Regions from separate parts of the Mus musculus genome. Here region 1 is linked to region 2. Evidence: chromatin contacts called from ENCODE POLR2A ChIA-PET data. All regions are on one chromosome and are shown on one strand. Each heading gives the region's core, a stretch centred on a gene start or an enhancer-like site at or near the end of the contact. The rest is flanking DNA. Distances are from core to core; before and after follow the strand shown. Region 1 holds the start of Bola1 (bolA-like 1 (E. coli)). Region 2 overlaps Anp32e (acidic (leucine-rich) nuclear phosphoprotein 32 family, member E).

Evidence for each region. ChIA-PET counts read pairs that join two places held with the same protein, here RNA polymerase II (POLR2A).
Region 1: POLR2A ChIA-PET joins it to region 2 with 11 read pairs in embryonic stem cell. The contact joins the promoter of Bola1 here to the enhancer-like site in region 2. POLR2A ChIA-PET finds 5 or more read pairs at or near these places in 2 of 5 experiments (Patski and embryonic stem cell).

The regions. Positions count from the first base shown.
Region 1 is chr3:96,193,506-96,199,756 of GRCm38, reverse strand. It overlaps Bola1 (bolA-like 1 (E. coli)), which reads left to right and starts at 2,171. Exons shown (of 2, transcript NM_026975.2): 1 at 2,171-2,207; 2 at 2,478-3,169. The coding sequence starts at 2,481. The coding sequence ends at 2,894. Sv2a (synaptic vesicle glycoprotein 2 a) reads right to left here. Exons shown (of 13, transcript NM_022030.3): 13 at 4,574-6,024. The coding sequence ends at 5,841.
Region 2 is chr3:95,946,982-95,952,606 of GRCm38, reverse strand. It overlaps Anp32e (acidic (leucine-rich) nuclear phosphoprotein 32 family, member E), which reads right to left. Exons shown (of 7, transcript NM_023210.4): 7 at 5,220-5,625. Among named protein-coding and RNA genes, the nearest start is that of Anp32e, 21 kb to the right of the region's middle. Within about 2 kb of position 1,531, at least 1 of the 3 ENCODE cell types and tissues checked has a DNase peak (open chromatin) inside an H3K27ac peak, as active enhancers do.

The sequences.
Region 1 (6,251 bases), core at 922-3,421, 250 kb before region 2:
AGTGGAATTTCCTTGGGATCCGACAGTTGGGTCTACCCAGAGAGGTACAACTGTTCCTTTATTCTTTCTTAGGATGCTGTCCGGAGCCTAGGTCTTCTTTTTCTGGTAATTTAGGATTCCTTATTTTTCTCTAAAGCTCTGGTCTCCATCATGTGGCTGTCTTTCATGCCTGCTTAACTCAAACAACATGGAATGTTTCCTTCTTGTCTCCATTCTCCCCCTTGAGATTACAGCTTGCCTACCCTAGTATTTGTTTGGTTTTGTTTAAAAAAACAAACAAATGTCTATAGCATTGTCTTCTTTTAGTAAACTTTGATCTTTGATCTGGCAGTAGTGGCACACACCATTAATCCCAGCTCTTGGGAAGCTGAGGCAAGTGGATCTTTGGGTTCAAACAAGGCCAGTCTGATCTACAGAGTCTGAGGCCAGCCTAGTATACATTATGAGTTTCAGGACAGCCCAAAGACAAGGCTGCTGTTGGGTCCCAAAGAAGCCAGGGACAAATAGGTAACTATGGTTTCTATTACACCAAAGTACACGCTGGCAGCAGAACTCGTTATCTATGGCTTTCCTTAGCTCTTTTCACCCTATCTCCAAACTGCTCCAGCTCAGGGCTTCCCTTCCCTTCTCCAGCTTCTGACTCCTATACTATATAACCCAGCCATTTTGGCCATGAGCTTTCTTGGTTCTCTTGACTCTGGCTCTGGCTCTGGTTCTCTCTCTCTCTCTCTCTCTCTCTCTCTCTCTCTCTCTCTCTCTCTCTCTCTCTCTCTCTCTCTCTCTCTCTCCATCTCTCACTCTCCCTCCCCTCCTCTCCCTTCATAGCCCTGTTCAGTCTGCTGTTTAGCTTGCTCTATTTTCTTCCTGCACTAGACCCTTCCAGATGCCTCTGGCTGTGTTCTCCCTCACACACAGAGTAGGAACTGCCTCAGCCATTCCTTGGAGTGGTCATGTGTTGTGTCCGGCCAGCAGACCACAACCTGGGTTCTAGCCTGGAAAGGCATTTTGGAAACCTGGAAGAGAAGAGGGGCTAGGTGGCGAGAGAAAAGAATGTAGCCAAGACAGTTACTCTGATCAAGGCTCAAATTTTATTGTTGCGACACTAGTTATGAAGGAAGGGGGAGGGGACCCGATTCCCGCGGAATAATCTCTGGTCCAGTAGAAAGGTGCACGTGTGTGGCTCCGCAGGTTCCAGCAGTGGGCGTGGCAGAACGAATGAGCAGGAAGCTCCACCCCTGAGCAAGCAGGTTTCAGGCTAGGGGAGGGGAGACTGCAGTCATGTGCTGATTTCATTCAGTTACCACATCCTGACCAAATGAGGTGAGAAAGTGGTCTTCTTGTTTCTCCTACACTGCTCTAAGAAGTCTCTTGTCATTTCTTTGGTCCTCACGTGTAGGTAATATGCTTACAGTAAACTGTGTGTATTTCCACCACACACTTGACACACGGTATCACAATGAACATTATGACTATTTCTCTAGTGCTTTGTAAACTCTGAGAGCAGGGCTGTCTTTATTCTATCTCTCTCAGGAACAAAGGAATCTCCGAAAGGAACAAAGCTGGGGTCCTACACAGAAGCGCGCGGGGGCAAGGCAAGTTAGTGCAGCTCTTAGGGAACTGTGTGACGATCTTCATTTTCCTTCTCACTGGAATTCTCTGTTTGGGGCAGGACAGATTATCTTGGGAAGAAAACTGTCCCAGCAGACATTCCCCTCTGAATTGAGCAAGGTCCGCTGTAATCTCATAAGAATCTGTTTTTGCTATGGAAGCACTCTATCAATAACCCAGGACAGTAATCCCAGCAGGTAGGAGGTAGAGGCAGGAGGATCAGGAAATAATGGACATTTCTAGAGTGGTAAAGGCCAACCTGGGCTACATGAGACTTCTTTTTTTATTAATTACATACAAATGACTTAAGCTATTTGGGTTATAGATCAAGAAGCTACAAATCTGGTGCAACCATCTTAAATTTACAGGAAACACTTTTGTTTTTATTGCTCTAATTTCCCGACTTTGCAGGATTTTACCGGTCGGGAGAAGCAGGGACTACAATTCCCATAAAACCTCTGGGTACTGGGTAACGCCTGCCAGACGCAACCGGACTGCGTTTCCTAGCGAGCCTCCTGACGCGGCGTTTGCGTGGTCCGACCGGAAATTCGGTTGTTAGATCAAGCGGTGGTACAGCAGGCTGCGCAGCAAGTACAAAGGTACCACCCTAGGGTTCGGAGAGACGATAGGGCTCTGACTCAGCCAAAAGGACCAAGTTGTACATTTTCCATTTTTCAGCTCCCAGCCATGCTTTCCCAGTGCCCTTAGTGCCTAGCGCTCTGGCCGCTCAATCGCCTTTGTCTCTCCGCTACCGGCGTAGAAGCCGCGTTAACCCGCCACGCAGAGTAGAGGCGGTTCCAGGGTGTGCTTGTCTGGGGTGCGTGGGCAGGGTGTGTGGACTCAGTCCCGTGTCCTTCGTTTCTCCGCAGCGAATGCTAAGTGCGCGATCGGCCCAGTGCATGGTCTCCATGGCCACGCGCTCGTGTGTATCGCGGGGCAGCGCGGGATCTGCGGCTGCAGGACCAGTGGAAGCCGCTATTCGCGCCAAATTGGAGCAAGCCCTGAGCCCCGAGGTACTGGAGCTGCGCAACGAGAGCGGTGGCCACGCAGTCCCAGCAGGCAGCGAGACGCATTTTCGCGTGGCGGTGGTGAGCTCTCGTTTCGAGGGGATGAGCCCCTTGCAACGGCACCGGTTGGTCCACGAGGCACTGTCGGAGGAGCTGGCTGGACCGGTACATGCCCTGGCCATCCAGGCGAAGACCCCCGCCCAGTGGAGAGAAAACCCACAGTTGGACATTAGTCCCCCCTGCCTAGGTGGGAGCAAGAAAACTCGAGGGACCTCTTAATAAATACCTGGATTGGGAGAACGATCCGAATGGGTCGACTGAGAATAAACTACTACATCACTACTACCTTATTCCTTGATTTGTACGGACCAGGAGCTCTGCCTTTTCTGCTAATGAACACCATGCAGAGGCAAAGACACCTCTGGTGAAAGCTAAGCTAGCCCAGGGAGAGAGCAGCCACTCCCTCCCTCTTGCCCTTGCCTGGGCTAGACTAGAGAAAGGTCCTGATGAATCGGAAAGGGCCATGATAATAAAAGAGAAGCTGGTGCATGAGGTCAAACGGTGCTCTTAATACCTGTTAAATTGGAGCTACACATCATTAGTGCATATGGGGGCTGGGGGAGGTTGCATAACACCACTGCGCACTTGGGTGTCAGAGAGTAATTTTCGGAGTTACTCCTCCCCCAGTTGCATGGTTCTGGAATTGAACTCAGAGAGGCCATCAGGTTTACACAGCTGTTAGGTCCCTACAGACGTTCTTATGAGAAGAAAATTACCTGTAGGCTAGAGAAGGGATTTGTGAGGAAGTGAACTATCTGGGTTTTGCAAGGATACCAAAATTAACCCGGAAAAGAGGGAATTCCTGCATTTGAAGCAGGAAAAGAACCGAAATAAACATTGGCTAGGTTTGGGGAATGGAGATGGCTCAGTGGTTAAGAGTACTGACTGCTCTTCCGAAAGTCCTGAGTTCAGTTCCCAGCAATCATATGGTGGCTCACAACAATCCGTGATGAGATGTGGCGCCCCCTTCTGGAGTGTCAGAAGACAGCTACCATGTACTTACATATAATACACCTTTAATAATTACACACACCTTTAATTCCAGCATTAGGAGCAGAAAAGAAAAAAGAGAAATGTAGCGCAGCGTGGACTTGAGGCAGGAGAATCGAGGACAAGCTGCAGGTAGCAGGGATTCCCAAAAGAAATTGCTTAAAACTGGGGGGCCAGAGAAGTGGTGGAACACTTTCTGCTCTCCAGAGGATCCAGAGTTGATTCCCAGCACCCACTTGGTGACTCACGAAGGACTGGAACTCCAGTTGCAAGGGATCTAATGCCCTCTTCTGGCCTTGGTGGGTACCAGGCACATGGTGCATATATACATATGCAGGCAAAATGCTCATGCAAATAAAATATGTTTATGTCGATTTTTGCAAGAATAACAAGGGCTCTTAACCGTCTAGAGCCAGAATAAGTAAATGTTTTTAAATAAACAAAATGTAGGTTTGAGGTACCCCATTCCATGTTGATAAGAGAAGGAATTGTTTCTCCAACACTAGTTTATCTTCCCCAGATAGTCAGTATGGGAGAATGAATGAAGAAGCCAGGAGCAGACACAGCCACTTTGGGTTTTAAGGGTTCGAACCCTTTATTTTTCAGCAGTATTTTTCATTTCATTTTTTTTTTCACATCAATGGAGTCAGGTTTAGGGTTCCCCAGGAGACAGGAAGGTGGATGTGTATCCCCTGGGGATGCAGTAAGGGAGAAGGCTACGTCCAGCCACGGAATGGTGAAAGAAGGGTCGCACATTCACACACTGGGCACTGGAGGAGAAGGCAGTCCTTTGAGCACAGACACTAGAGTTAAACAGTCACCACCTGGTTCAGTTACAAAATCGGAATGGCCTTAGGGTTGAGGGCACCAGACGTAGCGTACGGAGGGTGAATTTAGATTTTTTTTTCTTTTTGTGGTTAGTTTAACTTCCTTTTAACTTTTTTTTTTTTTAACATTTTACAAACAGCTAAAAACTACAACACGTCACAGCTACGTTGGGAGTGGAGAGAGAGTACCAAAGAAAGCAGCCACACAGAGTAGGGTAGGACGGGGGCAGCTCTACCTACAAGGCTGTTCTGTGGAAGGGCAAAACGGGGAAACTGAGGCTTCTGGTCCCTGCATTAGGGGTCCCTCACGACCCAGCCTTTTTGAGAAGGGTTAGGGACGGACCCCTGCTTCCTGCCCCAGCTCCTTGTGCTTTCGGACCTGCTGGTTTGACCATACGTGCCTGGTTATTCTCCCTTTCTTTCCTCTGGTCCACTGCCTGTGTGAACAGGTCAGATGGAGGGCTGTGGCTAGTGGGTAGAACCTCTCTAGAGCAAGGAGAGAGTGAGTCCTTGTCAGGTGCCCTCAGGTCCCCCAAGATTGCAGGACTCATCCCAGCCTGGCCTAGGGGTTCTGCCTCCAGCCCCAGCACAGATACAAGATTCTGGGAGGTACTATAGAAAAACAGTGTTGTGTGTGTTCACTGAAACTACTACTCTTGGCTTATATTAGACAGTAGAGTGGTACCCCTACCCCATGGTACACACACACACACATGCGCACGCACACACACGAGTGTATGTATACATCCACACACAGTCCAGCTAAGCTGCCTCAGAACTTACATATAAATAAAACTCAGAAAACTAATTCCATAAATTAAATCCAGGCTTCACACTTGTAGCCTGAATTGAGGTGAAAATGGTGGCCAGAGGGCTGAGGTTTATTGCTACTCCCCAGCATCCTTGGGAGGCTAGAGGGCACCCAAGGCCTTCCCACTCAAGAAGTTCTTTTGGTCCAAGCCTCAGCCCCCATTATAACTCCATACCTGTGGTTCACCAGGGCCTAGGCGGAGGGAAAGAAGGGGAAGGCAGAAGTTCCGGAACCCTCGGAGCAGGGAAACAGCCCCCCTGCTAACACTGGGGGAGAGAAGGATGCAGCGCAGCCTTCTCCTTGTGCAAAGTTGAGGGTGGCAGCAGGTAAGGAGTACCTCATCCCAAAAGTGGAACGAAGGGACCGTCCCTGTAGTCCCTGCCCATCAGGGTCACACACATGCACACAGGCACACACAGCTAAGACACCAAACACAGGAGTGAGGACCAGGACAGCAGGGCAGGGTAGGGATAAAAGGAATTATTGGTCTCACAGTGTGCCTGCCATCCCTAAAGCCCCTGAGACAGCCCCCATCCCTCACTGCAGCACCTGTCCCCGGGTCTCAGGCAGCTTCAGAGCCAGAGAGCTACCAAGGGCAAGAGCAGCCGAGGCAAAGAGAATGGGAGCAGCCTTGGTGATGCCCACAAAGGATGTGAAGATGCTGATCCCCAGCACAGCTGCCAGCTTACACAGGGCATTCAGGAAGCCAAAGGCAGTAGTCCTGCTCAGTGCCAAGCCACGGCGCGGTGGCGGTCCAGAAGAGGGAAGATGGGCAGGTGGGAAGGCAAAGTGGGGTCAGAGGAAAACAGTGTGCGGGAGCGGGAAGGAAGGATGGAGAAGTGACAGGAGGGGGTGGGGCAACAGACACGTTGGGAGACAAGAGAGAAAGGAGACAGAAGCAGAGGTTAGTAATTAGCAGTTCCAGAAGTGAAGACAAAAGCTCCCAGC
Region 2 (5,625 bases), core at 282-2,781:
TGTGCTACACTCTGCTCCATCCTTGTCTGTTTGAGGATAGGACTGGCTATGTGGCCTAGGATGGCCTGCAGTCCAAGACCTTTTCCATGTTTCTCAGACCTCCAAAGAAACTTCTACTGTACAAAACAAACTGATGCAAACATTCTAAAGTGGTTCGTTGGTTCTAATAAAAAGGATTTAAGGATGATTTTACTTTGATACTTTTGACAAACTACCTTCAGCTGTGATTGACTAAAAGACGGAAAAATAAGTCCTAACTCTCTCTGTAATGGACCTTTACAAAGTCTCTCTGTTGGAATCACTCGTTCGGTAAAGAAAGAGCCTTCGTGTTTTTTGTTTGTTTGTTTTTTCGAAGCAGGATTTCTCTGTCCTGGAACTTACTTTGTAGACCAGGCTGGCCTCGAACTCAGAAAATCGCCTACCTCTGCCTCCCAAGTGCTGGGATTAAAGGCGTGCGCCACCAAGCCCTGCTGTCTTCCTGTTTTATGTGTAGTCTCGGAGTCGGTTTTCTTCAGTGCTTTCTCCCAGCACCTGCTCAACTTGACTGATGTAGTTTTAAGTTTTATCAATTAGCAGCAGTTCCAGGAGTAGGGAAAGGGGATGGATAGATAGGAGGGTTAGCTCCTGAGGACAAGGTCAGTGAAAAATGTGTACAAACAAGCTGGACAGTGGTGGCGCACGCCTTTAATCCCAGCACTCAGGAGGCAGAGGCAGGCGGATTTCTGAGTTCGAGGCTAGCCTGGTCTACAGCGTGAGTTCCAGCACTGGCTGCTCTTACAGAGGACCAATCCCCAGAGGCTCCCAAGCATCTGATACCTCCGAGGGCACCAGGCACACGAGTGATACACACACACACACACACACACACAAGACATTCATACACATAAAATCTAAATTAAAACAAACAAACAAACAAAAAAACTAGCCCTCACCGGGCAGTGGTGGCGCACGCCTTTAATCCTAGCACTTGGGAGGCAGAGGCAGGCGGATTTCTGAGTTCGAGGCCAGCCTGGTCTACAGAGTGAGTTTCAGGACAGCCAGGGCTACACAGAGAAACCCTGTCTCGAAAAAAAACCAAAAACAACAAAACAAAACTAGCCCTCATTTCTTTAGAAGACACATAACGTTGCTGTTTCCGATTACTGGCTAACCAGGGTTGGGCGATAGTCTTCAACATCAGGCTTTAGAATGATGCAACACTGAAATTGGGAATCATTAGGCAAACGTTGCGAGACCCGAAGGACAATGAACAGCGTAGAGGATCCCTGAGGTCCGTGATGCGGAAACTCCAGAGCCGTGCTTCCGGCGCGACTGCGCATGCACGGGAGCTCTGACAAGGGATGGGGCGGGGGTTGGGGGGGTGGTGGAGTGAGGCCGAGCCTCGTGACCAGAGCTGCGGCCCAGTGGAGTTTAGAAAGGCGTCCTTGTGATGGGATTCGGTCAGGTCGAGTCTGTCCCTTAGCCCCTGGGGCAACCGTGTCTCACTCCCAGGAGCCCAGGCCTGGCAGGTGCATCCGACGTAGTCGATCTGACGTCACATCCGCCTTCGCTAGCTCCGGAACGAGTGCTCGATTTGCAGTTCTGTCCTAAGTCCTGTTCTTGGCGGACCCCAGCAGGGCGCTCTGCTGTAGTAGCAGCAATTAGAAAACGGAAAATAAAGATTGGAAGCTCGGGATATGCCCAGGGACTGCGGCAGAGGACTGACTTCCAAAAGCATTTAGATAAATGGCATGACCTGTTCAAGCCTATCAAGACCCGATACGTGGCAGCACGCTGGCTCGACCCGGGGATCGCGGTGGGAAACGCGACCTTAGAAGAGTCTCCTTAAAAGTTGGCGTCTAGCGCAGCACCTCCTGCGAACTGCAGCCCGGGAACCCCATATTCCGATATATACAGCTTTATTACAAAATAAAATCTGTAAAATCTTATAGATGACTGTGAACATCCACTTCTGTATTTGCCAGGCACTGGCATAGCCTCATACAGCTATACCAGGGTCCCTTCAGCAAAATCTTGCTGGCATATGCAATAGTGCCTGGGTTTGGTGGCTGATTATGGGATGGATCCCCTGGTGGGGTAGTCTCTGGATAGTCCATCCTTTCATCTTAGCTCCAAACTTTGTCTCTGTAACTCCTTTCATGGGTATTTTGTTCCCTACTCTAAGGAAGAGTGAAGTATCCACCCATTGGTCTTCCCTCTTCTTGATTTTCTTGTGTTTTGCAAATTGTATCTTGGGTGTCCTATGTTTCTGGGCTAATATCCACTTATCAGTGAGTGCCCCCAATAGAGAAGCTAGAGAAAGCACCCAAGGAGCTGAAGGGGTCTGCAACAATAGGTGGAACAACAATATGAACTAACCAGTATCCCCAGAGCTCGTGTCTCTAGCTGCATATGTAGCAGAAGATGGCTTAGTCGGCCAACACTGGGAAGAGAGGCCCCTTGGTATTGCAAACTTTATATGCCCCAGTACAGGGGAATGTCAGGGCCAAGAATTGGAAGTGGGTGGGTAGGGAAGCAGGGCGGGGTGAGGGTATAGGGAACTTTCGGGATAGCATTTGAAATGTATATAAAGAAAATATCTAATAAAAAATCTGTAAAATCACTTGGAATTCGAATTTTTTAAAATTCTCATTGTTAATCTTATCCAGAAAAATAATCTAATCTACAAATAATTCTCAGAGCTGCAAAGATGGATTTAACTCAATATTCTCAGAAAAGGGGGGGGGGGGTTGGTGGGATAGTGGCTTGCCCGCAGGTGGGACGGTGTCCATTGGCTCCTCGGCCATGTAATACCAGCACTCTGGTAAAGCAAAACTGTTTGAGGTTAGCCTAGGCTAGACTAAGATCCTACCTCACAAAACGTTTGTTGTTGTTGTTGTTTTTTGTTTTGTTTTGTTTTGTTTTTTCAAGACAGGGCTTCTCTGTGTAGCCCTGGCTGTCCTGGAACTCACTTTGTAGACCAGGCTGGCCTCGGACTCAGAAATCTGCCTGCCTCTGCCTCCCCAGTGCTGGGATTAAAGGGGTGTGCCACCACGCCCCCCCCCAAAAAAAAACTTTTAAAGCAGTTTCATTTACAGGTCTTTATTCATTCTAATAATCCTGACAGCTCTCTGCATGGGCGTGGTGCTTCCAAAAGTAGCTAAGCGTGTGCCCTAATATAAAATCCCAACCTTATTAACATTGAGGGTTGTTTTTGCTTAAAACAAAACAAAACCTCGATTTCATGTTCTCTAGTGTGAAGTTTGTAAAAGCCAACACCGATCATATGTCGCTATCAAAGATTGTATGCTCTTTTCTCTGGGTGGAGAACCCACTCCGCCCTGTGGAGTGACCCTGCCCAGGAAGTCAGTCATAGGCAGTGCGTAGGGTTGAGATTATGGCCCTCTTACAGTCTATGTATTTAATGGTGGATGCACATTTCTCTAAGGAGGCATCCAAATGATGCTCTCTCTCTCTCTCTCTCTCTCTCTCTCACACACACACACACACACACACACACACAGGGAAATATTCAAGAACTTAACTGAAATACATACTTTCCTTCGTCTTTCTTAGTCACGGTTACCCTACTATAGGGTCTTAGCAGGTTAAGAAGCCCTAAGACTTGAACAACTTGAACTTGAGCTGAAGGTGGCTCTGCAGTTAGGAGCACTTGCTGCTCTTACAGAGGCTCAGGTGAGTTACCAGCTTACACAGCCAAAAAATCTTTGTTCCAAGGGATCTGAAGGCTCACACATACTCTTAAGTTAAAAGTCAGTCAGTAAGTCTTTGTAACGTATTTTACCAGGGCTGGGCACTGCAGCCTTATTGAAGCACACTGGAGGCAGAAACAAGTGATCTGCTGACTTCCAGGCCAGCCAGGGCTTCACGAGAACCTGTCTCTAAATAAATGTATTTTTATTAGAGATACATAGTCTTCTTATTAGAGGTTCCCCCGAGATAAGAGTTCATTTTGCAATTTCCATTTTGGGACATGATGTTTTCCTTCAAGTCGAGTTGTCCAATTAAATAGAACAGAAACGCATGCAGCTGTCCGGCCAGGACATACTCTGGTCTCCTCTCAGGCTGATCAGAATGTGGGGAGGCATGCGGCAGTCAGTGGTAGGATGCTGTCTGAGGGATAGCTGCAGACTATCACTGAATCACACAACAGCACTGGAAACAAATCTCCAGCAACTAGGAAAAAAATGTAATTCAAAACCCAACAGAACAAAGAATAAACCATACTTAAGAATACTTTTGAGTCACACCACCTCATTAAATTGACTCATTATTGAATAATTTTACCCAAAACTTCTGATCCTGTCGTTTTCCTTAAAGGAGAAAACTATGTAATGTCTGTCTTTAGACAGCCTCACGCTGCTCTTGAACTGTGCTAATTGTCCAGCCTCAGCCTCTTAACACTGGGATCACAGGTGTGGGGCAGCACACCAAGCATAAAAAGACAAAGGCGTGGCTGCCGCAGTGCCTTTAATCTGAGAACTTGGAATTTGATGAGGACAAATCTTGAGTTCAAGGCCACCCTGGTCTAAACATTGAGTTCCTACACAGCCAGGAATATAATGGCAATGCCCCATCCCCTCAAAAAAGGACAAAACCACAGATTTCAGTGAATACCTGTAGTTAAAAATAGCTCAATGCTTCCACCTCTCAAAAAGAATTTAGTAATTAATATTTTCCCTATACTGTAATCATTAGAACATTAGCATAACTTGACAAAAGACATTTCAGAAATAAATCATATAAACCCAAAACTAGGGATTTATAAAAATCTATTGTTTCAAGATACACATGTAGGGAACTAACATACTATGCTGAGAAGTTGAGCTCATTCTAGAAAAACCATATAATCCTGTGATTGTTTTATAAATACCTGCTGAACTATAGGCAATAAAGTCCTGGCCCAACCTGCAACTCCAAAGGGAAATTTGAGCCAATCCAGAATTTTGGTGAGGGAAAGGAATTTTGTTTTTATTTTTCCAGACAGGGTTTCTTTGTGTAGCACTGGCTGGACTCAAACTCAAGAGATCCATCTGCCTCTGCCTCCAGGTGCTGGGATTAGAGGTGTGTACCACCACTGCTGTTGGAGTATGAGTTTTCTAGTGCCTATTATTGTCACAAGTCTGACTACCCTTCAAAAGTCATTTCTGTTTCTAAAGACCTTTGAAACAGTAGATGGTAATTCTGAAGAGTGAACAATCACACACTGAAGCTAGTCATTATTAATAACGCTTCAATTTATTCAAAGCAATGCAGTTTCAAAAACTTAAGTTACAGCAGTAAGGGAAAAAAAACAAAATAGTCAGAACCCCATGATCAGCGCTGCCCGTCCTCGTGTTTAACACTGTGATGGCGTTAGTCAAAGCACAGCTGCACAAAAGTATCAATCAACCTCAAAGTCTCTAAGGACTTCACATATGGTATACACACGCACAGTACAGAGAGGGTTAGAACAGAACCCAGAACTTCTACAGAATAGAAAACCCACCCTTGCTTATTTGCATGAAAATACCACCCACTAAGCTAAATAAGTCTTAATAGTTATCTGGAGGCCCTATGCGTTGTTTTTAAACTCAAGAACTCTAATTTTGATTGCACAATAGATGATTGATAAAAAGTCAATAT